3 separate regions of the Homo sapiens genome follow, and regions 2 and 3 are each linked to region 1. Evidence: chromatin loops called from intact Hi-C (ENCODE). Cell type or tissue: PC-9. All regions are shown on one strand.

Region 1 (4,000 bases):
TTGATAGTGACACTGCACTCCTCAGCCAGAGGGGTACTTAAAAAATTATTTCCAGTTGCAATTATACTTACTGCTTATTAAGGAAAATTTGGAAATTTTAGAAATAATCAGTTTGCCACCCAAATGCTACCACTGTTAATCTTTTGGTGTTAAATGTTCCCCTACACATTTCTGTGCATAGATTTTTGGTGTGTTTACATAGTCGTTATTCTACTGTCTATACAATTTTATGTCCCTTTTGTGCTTAACATACAAACATTTTTTCCATGTTACAGTCTTAAACAGAAAAAAAATTTTGGGATCCAAAAAATGGAAGTGACCCTAGGCCCTTCTTGACTCTGAGAGACTCTGGCTGGAGCCATGTTCTACTTTTTTCCTGGGCCCTTCACAGAGGAGGCCTCATATATGAACATCATTTGCTACCTAAGACCCAGAGCAAAAATTAGCCGGGTGTGGTGGTGCATGCCGTAATCTCAGCCACTTGGGAGGCTGAGGCAGGAGAATCGCTTGAACCTGGGAGGCGGAGGTTGCAGTGAGCCAAGATTGTGCCATCGCACTCCAGCCTGGGTGATAAGAGTGAAACTCTGTCTCAAACAAACAAACAAACAAACAAGCAAGCAAACAAGAAGACCCAGAGCATATCTTGTGAAGTATTCTTGTGTTTAAATCTGAGTATTTTTCTAACTGTTATATTTCAGCCCATTTCTTACAGCTGACTATCTAAATTCATATAGGTTATTCTGTTGCATATTTTTATATCACTATATCTGGTCACCAGGTGGCTGCTCAAAAACATCTATTTTATCTCTTCAAACCTTCTGTGGCCTCCCAAATTCTTGCTCTGCAAGCCATGTTCAACTTCCTACAAAGTTTGACATTAATTCTAAATTCATTCATTGAAAATTCAGGTCAACATAAAACCCACTTAGTGGGCCAGATGCAGTGGCTCATGCCTGTAATCCCAGCACTTTGGAAGGCCGAGGCAGGTGGATCACCTGAGGTCAGAAGTTCGAGACCAGCCTGGCCAACATGGCGAAACCCTGTCTCTACTAAAAATACAAAAATTAGCTGGGCATGGTGTTGGGCACCTGTAATCCCAGCTACTTAGGAGGTTGAGGCAGGAAAATCGCTTGAACCTGGGAGGCAGAGGTTGCAGTGAGCAGAGATGGTGCGCCATTGCACTCCAGCCAGGGTGAAAGAGTGAGACTCGTCTCGAAACGAAAACAAAAACAAAAAGCTACTTAGTGTAACTGCTATCAAAAGCCCACCTGGTTGATTCTGAATATGGATGCTGTCATTGCAAAGGAAGCCTGCTATAGGTCACTGCTACCATTTCTCCTCTTCTGCTTCACTGGCCTCCTCAAAAAACAAACAAAAAAATTTTGCTTCACTGTAGTTATACTGTGTGCATATGTGTATACTATATGTGTGCTCATTTTTCAACAAATAATGATTGAGGCCTGATTCTGTGCCAGGCACTGGAGATGCAATGGTGCATGAAATAGACCTGATTGTTGTTGTCCTGGCACTCACAATCTAGTGGTGTTATAGAATAGAGGACTGATAATGTAGTGCTATAAGTGCCACAATAGGAATGATTGGAAGCTACAAAGTTTGGGGGAGCAAAGGCGTTTTTTACCATAGGGTTGAATGTCTACTTGTCCCAAGCACTATTCTACATGTCAGAAAAAGAGACACTAAGTAAGAGTAAACTGGGATGCCTGTGTGAGGAGGCAACATTTGAGCAGGGTACTACTATATGATGAGCAGGGTACTATACAATGAGCAGGATGGGGTGGAGGAAGGATATGGTATCCTGAACTCAGAAGGAGAGGTAAAATAAGCCTTCCTAATGGCAGTGATGCTGAACTGAGACCTGAAGGATGAAGAGGAGTTAGCTAGGTGAAGGAAGCTGGGGTTTGGTGGAGAAGTGCTCCAGGCAGAGGAAACAGGAAATGCAAAAGCCCAGAAGAGAAGGAATAGAAAATACAAGAAATTCGTGACTAGAAAAGATGAGGGGGGTAATAGGTTATTACTAGTTCTCCCTTTGTCTGGTAAAATTGTTTTACTTATATAAGAGCCAGTTTATTTTGTATACCTTGTTTTCTCTTTTAGTAGCCTTACTGATACACAAGTCCAAACGTGTTTGGGCAGCTTCCTCACCGAACATGGCCAAAGGAACTCCTGCCATCTAATGGACAGAGAGATCATAATTTGCAGAAAATTAGCATTACTACAATGTTAGGCTCACAGTATGTCAAATAACAGCAATTTTCCACTCAATGGTTTAAAAGCCCTTATGTACTAAAACAGGTTAAGGAAGAAATATGTAAGAATATTCTCAGACAATGCTCCCCTGTATGGGGAGATGAAAGGAAACCAGGGAAAGAAAGGAAGGAGGGAAGGTTAACAATTAGGTACTTGTGTCAGCATTGTACTTAGTGAGCATACTCTCATTCCTCCAATCAAGGAGGTAGGCAACATAAACCCCATTTCCAGATGAGGAAACTGCAACTCACAATACAGGGAAAAGCTGGCTTTGGCTGTCTCCTTTATGTTATGCTGCCTCCCATCAGGATTTATTTCTAAATCAACAAATGGTAAGGAGGCATTAAAATGTTGCCCAGTTGTGACATCCATACATTTACATTTAAGACCTCAATGAAAGTGCTTAAGATCCCATTTTGTTCTCAAAAGACATTGGGAAGAATCTCTATTTCACTAAATAATATACAAATCAGCTGGTGCCCAAAGCAGAGAGCCTCCGGTACCACATATATTAGAATGGACATATTTTGAAAGCTAAAAAACTGGAATGCCTTTCTAACAATTTCGTACTACTTCTAGTTGAGAGAGACATTCTTAAAAATGCAATTTGGATGCAGAAACATTGGCATTCTCAGAACACCGAGTTTTTGGAATTGAAGCTGTCTCAGAAAAATCCAGATGAATAGGGTTCCACATGTATGAAGATGAATCACATTAGCAAAGCATAATCAAATGTGTATATTATGCTTTCCCATAGTATTTTATACATACAAGACCTTAAAACATTGATTTTTTAAATTGTTATGGTGCCTGGTACACAGTAGGAGCTAAAAACATGACTATAATAGAGAATTGTAAAATTTTTGCTTACCTACCTCTTATACAAGGTTGTAAAAAGTTGTTAGAGATTAAATGTCCACCAGCTGTTCTGTCTTCACTGAGGTCAAAGCGATGGGAATGGAGCACCAGCAACTTGGAGTGGAGAGAAATTAGAACCAAGATGGATGGGATGGGGGTTGCGGGGCTGAGAAGCCTTAGGACAGATGACCAAGGGAAAAACAGTATAATCCTTTAGATGTTTTAAGAAGACAGGAGCTGTCCTTAGAATGGGATTATCCTGGTGGAGCTTGGAAAACCCCATGGTGTCAGATTCCTGGTCAACTCCCAAGTTTTGACTGAGGACCCGAGTTTCTAAATGCAGCAATGGAAAATGTGGGGGGATATATAATACAGTCTCTACTTTCAAGAAGCTTATAAACTGTGTATAGGGAATCAAGGACATGATCATTTGGACTGATCAATGAAGGCTTTGTAGAGGGAAGTGGGATATACAGATTAGAGGGAAAGGCATTCCAGGTAATGGCAACTACAAAATCCAAAGGCCCCTTTGGGGCCACTCTGAATCTAAAGCATGGCATTAGAATCTTGGCTTCATTTAAATTACATTTTATGGGGAAGTTGGGTGGTCTACTGTTAAGAGATTATGTAAGAGGAATGAGGCATTTCATTTTTCTTACCATTTGGTGTCACTCTCAATCAAATAAATTGTACTAAACTTAGGAAAATAAGCACCCTTGTTAAAAGAGGTTTTGGCTTTTGTCAAGAAAGCAAATTAATTTTTTTAAAGATAAAAGTGATAGTGAGATTCCTTTTTATGAGGAGTACACATGTGGTATGACCATTTACCTATGGAGTTTCAAAATAAAAAATTAAAATGACAGAAAGGACACTC
Region 2 (4,000 bases), 270 kb before region 1:
GGGACAGGAACTTCCCACAGAGATGCCAACGGCAGGCATTTGCTTTGGGAACACCCGTAACATTGAGTGCCTCTAGGTTAGGTGGACAGTGCCTGTGTGGAAGGTGGCATGCAGAGCTTGAGTCCTCAGACTCCGTTCAGGAAGGTTTGTAATTGTCTAGGGTTGGTAAAGAAGTAGAGATGGAGAGGAGTGGATGGATTTAGGATTTAAGGCTTGACTGATTAGAGGAAGAGGGAATGAAGAAGCAGGAACCAAGTATGACCAGCACTCTACTTTTTCTATTTGAGGCTCTGCTCAGATCCTACTTCTTTTGGGAGGATTTTTCTGACCTCTGGCCCAAATTTTGCTGTACAGCTCTGGCCCTGATCGCCTCTACATGTTACATCTTGCTCTGTATTGTTCTTAAGTTTGTTTTGCTTTCCCTAATAAAGGGAAGCTCTGAAAAGATAGGATCTGTATCTTATACTTTTGTTAAGTGCAATTTTAGGTATTTAATATTATTTATGTATAGTATTATTGGGACTTTAAGCAATTTATTTTATCTCTGATTTTCTACCAAGAGGGAAGAAGGAATTAAACACAAATGTTAAATGGGAAGTGTCTTCTACCCAGAGGAATGCATTCATGACTTGTGAGTCCAAAAGGGAATTTAAAAAATCAAATACATACCAAATTATCCAAAAGAAATTTAAGAGATTGGGATTTTAGAAGATAGGCTAGCTTTTTGGCCACTTAGTCTTGGAACAGTTTACCTGGAAAGGCATCTCTGGTGGGTTGGCAGTGGTTTGATCACCCTTGCCCCTTTGGGGCAGAATTAATTGCTGTTTCTGAGTGGCTTGTGTTTGTGATTCCCTTGGCAGGTCCAGAGCCTGGTGCACTGTGTGAACTGTCACCTGTCAGTGCCTCCCATCCTGTCCAGGCCTTGATGGAGAGCTTCACTGTTTTGTCAGGCTGTGCCAGCAGAGGCACAACTGGGCTGCCACAGGAGGTGCATGTCCTGAATCTCCGCACTGCAGGCCAGGGGCCTGGCCAGCTACAGAGAGAGGTAGGTGCAGGTGTCAGCTCTCAGCCCACTGCCACTGAGTCTGCAGAGATGATTTTCTGGACAGAAGTCCTTTTCTTCTCTTCTGGGGTTCAACAAAAGAAGCTCATGTATGAACATAAGAGAACAGATTTAAAATACCAGCTGCTGTCTGGATTGGGCAACTTTAGGATTTCTCTGTCTAGAGATTGGTTGGCTCTCCCCATTTCCTGGCCCTCCGTATTGGAAAAAAACGTTCATAAGAATTTCAACTTTTAGGCCAGGCATGGTGATGGTGCACACCTGTAATCTCAGCACTTTGAGAGGCCAAGGTGGGAGGATCGCATGAGCTCAGGAGTTCAAGACCAGCCTGGGAAACATAGCAAGACCTCATCTCTACTAAAAATAAAACTAAAAAAAAAAAAAATTAGCAGGGTGTGGTAGTTAGCACATGTAGTCCCAGCTACTTGGGAGGCTGAAGCAAGAGGATTGCTTGAGCCTGGGAAATCGAGGCTGGAGTGAGCCGTGATTGCCATTGCACTCCAGCCTGGGAGATAGAGCAGAACCCTGTTTCAAAAATAATAATAATAATTTCATCTTTTAAACATGATTGTGAGAAACCAAATAAGGTACCGTTTTCTCTGTTGTTGTGAAATGTCTTTCCCATTTCCTCCTGTGTCCTCTGTCTTCTTTCTTTACTTTGTCATATGAACTTATTGCTTCTGCAGGATGAGTGAGGGGAAATGGGAACACTCTGGAATAAAGATGGCGGTACTTTGTACTTGCCTGAAAATCCCTGAGCATAGCTCCTTATCACTATCTAGGCAGCTTCCCAAAGGTGGCGGTGACATTAGCGGAGATGGTGATGATAAAGATATATGCTCATAGTTACTCAGCATTTACTCTGCCAAACACTGTTCGAAGCACTCATACAGTAACTCCATGAATCCTACAATTATACTCATTTTACAGGTGACAAAACAGGTGCAGAAAACTTATTTGCGCAAGGTCATCATCTTCAGAGAGAAATGGCGTCCTCTTTCCTGTGGCTCAAAAATGGCCTAGATTGTGGGTGAATGGTCATCATTTAAGAGTACAGATTTCCCAACAAGATAACACAGAGTATTCTGTTTTTAAGCTTCTGTGTGTCAGAAATGTTATCACTCAGGTATTCGCTCTCCAGGGAGAGAGAAACCACAAAAAATCCTGATCATAGTGAAGTATAGGAAAAGTAATGCAGAATGGAATTTATCTTTGAGCTTTCTTCTGGTCAAGAAAGTTAATTTCCAGAGCCACTTGTTTATGTGCCTCAGCCACCCCATCCTTTTGGGGTGGTAGGAAGAGGAGAAGCACGAGATGTTAAGGAAAAGCAAGCTGATTTTAATCTCATGAACGTGTGCAGAGTTGGCTCATTTCAAAGACAGATCATCTAACCTTTCCAGCAACATTGGAAATTATTGTTAATACTCTTGGTTGCTTGCCATTGTTGCTGCAACTCATATTTCAGGTCAGATTTCTTTATCCCAGTAATGTGCCTTTAATTCTGAACTGATGGGGGAGAGTTTGTGGTGAGAGGGAAAGGAGGAGAGGAGGAAATGCAGCTCCTATGAAGCGTTGCTGACTCCAGCAATTCTTTAGCAGCGACAATTACTCATTTTATATATGCTTCTCTCAGAGGAACTCAGAGGGAAAAGAAAGTCCAAGCTGTTACAGAAGCAGCAACAGCAGAAAATTCTTGACGTTAAATTGTGCAGTACTGTTGTTGACTCTGAAAACAAATTCGAGTAAGACTACTGAAACAAGAGAAAAATACCTCGAGGAGTGACAGCAGAGCTCTCCTGCACTTGGTTACTATGTTATTCAAAATGGGATTCATTTTAGGACCTGGCAGTACTGAGGATACATAACATTAGCTGGCATCAGGGACATAGTGTGTTCAGTGAGGAAGAAAAGAAAGAGGGCCTACAAAGGGTAGTCTCAAACTTGTTTAAAAACCTGAACATTATTCTCTTTCGATATTAGTATAGTATATGTATGATTTTGGGCCAGTGATTTGAAGATGTTTCTGAGAATAGACAACAGACGGACCTTTAAGAATTAGATGGTTGTAGTTCAATACTGTTTGAAAACAAGATTTTGGGATAACTGATTTTTGGAGATTCCATCTGGCTCTGCGTTGCTCACATACGGCAGATCTCAGAGTAGTTTGCATATACAAAGTGAGCATAGAGGATAACATCAGAATGAGGGTCAGGACGAGAGAATGAAAGATTGTTTGTGGTTGGTAAGATGGGTGTGTATAAGGATTAAATATCGCTCACTCTTTTGACATATGACTATGGAGAACATTCCCGCAGCTATGCAAACAGTTTTTAAAAATCATTTGAACCACATGACCCAGCAATTCCACTCTTAGGTATATACCCGAGAGAAGTGAAAACACATGTCCACACAAAGACTTGTCTGTGACTGTTCATGGCAGCATTAGTCCAAAAGTGGAAAAACCCAAATTTTCATCTTCTGATGAATGGGTAAATAAAATATGGTATATCCATACAATGGAGTGTTACTGAGCAGTAAAAAGGATGGCATACTGATAGGTGCTACAGCATGGATGAACCTTGAAAATCCACTAAATGAAAAAAGACAGACACAAAGACCACATATCATATGATTCCATGTATGTGAAATGTTCAGGATACAGAAATTTATAGAGACAAAGTAAATTAGTCATTGCTTAGGGCTAGAGGGGAAAGAAGGAAATGGAGGTTGACTGCTAAACGTTACATGTTTTTTTAAAAAAGTGGAGGCCGGGCGAGGTGGCTCACACCTGTAATCCCAACACTTTGGGAGGCCGAGGCAGGTGGATCACCTGAGGTCAGGAGTTTGAGACTAGCCTAGCCAACATGGTGAAACCCCTTCTCTACTAAAAATACAAAAATTAGCTGGCATGGTGGCGGGTGCCTGTAGTCGTAGCTA
Region 3 (4,000 bases), 53 kb before region 1:
TGGTAGATTGTGCTGTTGCCTCTATTTTCACTCATGCCCCAGCCACACCAACGCTTGTAAGAGGGCCAGAAACAGTTTTAAACATAATTTGGCTTCCAGCCTAGAGCCGAATTTATCATCCACTCTTTCCCTGGCATCACACTTGTCCTGCCAACCTCTGGTACCTGGCTCAACTGTAGCCTGAAAGAGTTAACAGCCAATAAGCCAGAACTAACTCTTAGGGGAGGAGCTTTAGAATGCTGACATGATAGTCACCAGATCTGCAAAATGGTATTCAGCAAAGTGTGAGATTGTTAGGAGACCAAATGCTAAACTTAATACATGAGACCTTGACACTAGGTACCAGATAGATCCACTTTCAGGTCCCCTTTTTGCAGAATCCTTAGGAGCAGCATGTCATTTACCCACGCTGCTTTACAAATGCTGCATCTGGAGTCAAGAAGACAATCTGAGGGGTTTGGAGGTTGCCGTCTGCCTGGTGATCAGAATGCTGCCCTTATGTCATATAGCACATCAGAGGGAAGTCATTGGACTGCATCACCTGCATCTCCTGGGAGCTTGTTAGAAATGCTGAATCTTGGGCTCACACTTGACCTGCAGAAACAGAATCTGCACGTTGACAAGATCACCAGGTGATCTGTGTGCACATTACTGTTTGAAGAGCACTGCTATAGAGTTGTACGGCAACAAAACACTTTTACATACATAAAATCCTCCTCTGAGGAAGGCAGAGGAAACTGAGGATTTGAGAAGGTGAGTGATTCTTTCAGGTCACATGGCTGGCGCCAGACATTTCTTAACTCCTACTTATTTGGCGCTCTTTCCACTGAACCACTTTGCCTCCTGCCAACAGTCAGGAGAGAATGACAGTGGCCATGGAGGCTTTCACTGAGCTCTCACCACACGCCACACATTGTTCGGATTAAGTTATTTAATATCACTGGCTCTATGAGGTGGGGGCCTTTATTTTTCTCATTTTTCTATTAGGTAAGTGGTGGAGCACCAGAATCAACTAGTGTATTCCAGACTCCATTTAAGTTGCCCACACTGAAAGTTGAATTTTGAATTTCCCAGTAGTGACTGGGAAGCAGTAAGGAAACAAGGGAATAAACCGGAACCTAGCTGTGTGACACTGGGCATGCCACATCACCCCACGTTACTTATCCAAGAAATGAGGTTGAACTGGATGATCTTTAAGGCAATTTCCAGCACTGACATTTTAGCATTCTAAATATTTCTAAATCCTTTGCTTGATATCTACTGATGGCTTTTCTTCTGAGCATCTTTGATTTAGGATCAGAAACTGTCAGCCAAGGCCAGAGGATGGGGGAAGGAGATTGGAGGCAGAGGCACATTTTACATGAATGGGACAGATGACAAGCCCCGGGACCACATCCTGCACCTGCCTGCCGGCCAGCCACAACCCAGTCTACTGTGTGGCATCGTGGGATAACTCCCAATATGGCTGTCCTGCAGAAGTTTATGAGACTAATTTAACACCACTCTTTGCAGCTGCACCACACCCAGTTCAGCTGGCAAGAGGATGCTTTTAAAGAAGAAAGGTGATCAGGTCTGGAGTGTTTCCCACAAGCCCAACGTCACACAATGAGTTAACTGCCAATGAATCAGAAACATATGGTGCTCAACAAGCTTCTCTCAGATTACGCACTGTTTAATAATCTAGGGAATCGCTATTTGTCAAAACAGTTGTAACTTGTTACCAAATGCAGGACCTCTGAGACCCAGTTTGAAATGTATTGTCAAACACGCCAGAGTCTCCAGGGCCAGATTAATGCATCTTAGCTCCATCCATGGGAGATTATTTTCCGAGTGTACCATTTGGTGATTGTAACTCAGAATGGGGTCTGACGAGAGCTGAGGTTTAAAAGACACCTGAACAATTACGCCTAAGTAAATATAGCTTAAAACAAATCACAAGTAAGCACTACTTTAGTCACAGTGCAAAAGAACACACACTTGCTGCTTCTATTTTCAGAAAATTAATGAACGATTTTAGTTATGGCAAAACAACCCTGCAGAACAAGGGTCAGTTTGCTCTTTAATCAAGAAGCTTTGCCAAATATTTACTAAAATAGGGCAGACTCCTTGTAAAAGTATAAATAGTTTTGTTTCTTATTTAAAATAAAAAGGTCTCTAGCACCTTATATGGTCTGATCCTTTGATAGCACTCAAGTGTTTCTATAGTAGGATTTCCATTGTGGTCTCTGCTAAGGAAAAAAGAAACAAAATTGCAGCACGAGGTCAGAGAAAAATGATGCTTCCCATAAAAATCCAATCGAAACTGCAGAGTAAACTGTGAGGAATGTTGTCTCATAGGATAAAGCATGTGGTGATGCTGTAATCAGACTCAGTAAGGACCAAGATTCCCGTGGCCAACTCATGATTCATCCCTTCACCTTCTTCCTTCCTTCCTGATAGCCCCAGATTCTGTGTCTCTCCCCAGTGTGGTCCAGGGGATAAGCTCCATGCTCAGCTCCAGGGGCAAGTTCTGCTTAAGCCAACCATGGGAGTTCCCTGATTGGTTTAGGAACAGTCATGTGACCCAATTCTGCCCCATGAAAAGTAGGAAGTCTACTGTGGGGAGGTTTTGGGAAACAGTTTCTTGCTCCTAAGAAAGAGGAACAGGAAGAGACAGATCTTCTTACAGGTGTTGCCGTGTTTGGATATGATGCTCCAAAGTGGCAGCCATGTTGCTTTCAGGTGAGGGTAAACCTGACACAGGGTTGGGCAAGGTAAGGAGAATCAGTGAGAGACGGAACACAGCCCTGACACATCACATCTGGAGCCCACCTGCCTTTGGATTTCCCGTTATGTGAAACAATACACTTCCTTATTGCTTAAATCAGTTCGAGTTGGTATTTCCAGTATTTGCTGCCCACAGCATCCAAACAGATCTAATATAGCTTTCAAATTCACATACCACAGACTAGCCAGCCCCCTTTTCCATTGCTGTCCTGAAAACTTTGCCTCACCCATTGTTTTGCCAAAAGTCTTCTGAAAGGGTAAAATTTCCCCAGATACCATAACATAATGCTATAGATTAATCAATATGTCTACATGGTGATCCTCAACTGATTACAACTAATTTCATTGTCATTTCTCAAGACAGGCAAACCAGAGTGGTTTTCTAAAGGGCCCTTTCTATAGTAAAAATAACATTCGGTCAGTCACACATTCATTTCCAGGACTGGTTGAGTGGATCCATCTACCTTCTCTCATGGATACCCCTTGTGACAAAGCTGAGAATGTCAAGACAGCTGATGGGACTCAGGTTAGACAACAGAGGGTCTGAAACAGCAAATCTTACCGGTTCAACCAAGAGCCAAGGGAGTTGACATAAAAAACAGATATATTCTATATTTTGCATTCAGAATGTCTTTTTTTCTTTTTATAACCTTCATCAGAGATTTTTATGTACACACATTCCAAAATGGAACAATGCAGCAAAAAGAGTCAAGGAGAATTCTAAAGCATTCTCTGCCTACATCTGATGAATGAAAGGGTTGGATTTTTCATCTTTATTTATTTGGCCTCAATGTTCAGCTTTCTTGTATCTATGAAGACCTAATTTAGCACACTTCAAATCCCTTGAGGGAGGTAGTTATTGAATGTGCTACCAGCTCTAAGAAGGAGAGCTGGAGGCTTTACTCCATGAGGGCCTCTGGCACTTAGATTACAGATTGGAGGAATGGTGGGTAATTCTCAATCAAAACTGAATCTGAAAATTATTTTTAAGACCACTTAACATGCTATCTATCTTCTTAACAAATTTTAAGTGTACATTACTGTTGACTGTAGGTTGATTAGAGCTTACTCATGTTGCTAAGTGAAACTTTATATCTATTGATTAGTAGCTCTCCATTTCCCCCTCCTCCACTAGTCCCTGGTGACCACTATTCTAGTCATTGATTTTATGAATTTGACTATTTTAGATACTTCATACAAAAGGAACCATGCAGTATTTATCTTTCTGTGTCTG

Evidence for each region. Hi-C counts contacts between places; a loop is a spot of excess contacts. Peaks named below come from ENCODE experiments on the same cell type or tissue, not always from the same donor. Only the 100,000 strongest peaks of a DNase experiment are listed, where the experiment ranks them.
Region 2: a loop joins it to region 1, with 4 times the contacts of the local background. A loop is called at or near these places in 5 of 110 quality-filtered maps.
Region 3: it touches region 1 in a loop (2.2-fold over the local background); 7 of 110 quality-filtered maps call a loop at or near these places.

What each region holds. Positions count from the first base shown.
Region 1 is chr1:91,528,241-91,532,240 of GRCh38, reverse strand. The region is part of intron 4 of LOC102723436 (a long non-coding RNA gene); the gene reads left to right. It also overlaps the pseudogene WDR82P2. Among named protein-coding and RNA genes, the nearest start is that of CDC7, 29 kb to the right of the region's middle. In PC-9, CTCF peaks have their summits at 2,000 and 2,204 (motif pointing left); a DNase peak (open chromatin) is centred at 2,160.
Region 2 is chr1:91,794,332-91,798,331 of GRCh38, reverse strand. TGFBR3 (transforming growth factor beta receptor 3) reads left to right here. Exons shown (of 17, transcript NM_003243.5): 3 at 861-1,045. Among named protein-coding and RNA genes, the nearest start is that of TGFBR3, 90 kb to the left of the region's middle. RefSeq lists a silencer at 1,766-2,060. In PC-9, no CTCF peak of the experiment used is centred here; DNase peaks (open chromatin) are centred at 2,181 and 2,571; H3K4me3 peaks cover 1,631 bases; H3K27ac peaks cover 3,022 bases.
Region 3 is chr1:91,581,120-91,585,119 of GRCh38, reverse strand. No RefSeq gene overlaps it. Among named protein-coding and RNA genes, the nearest start is that of CDC7, 82 kb to the right of the region's middle. RefSeq lists an enhancer at 1,726-2,925. In PC-9, no CTCF peak of the experiment used is centred here; a DNase peak (open chromatin) is centred at 2,369; H3K27ac peaks cover 600 bases.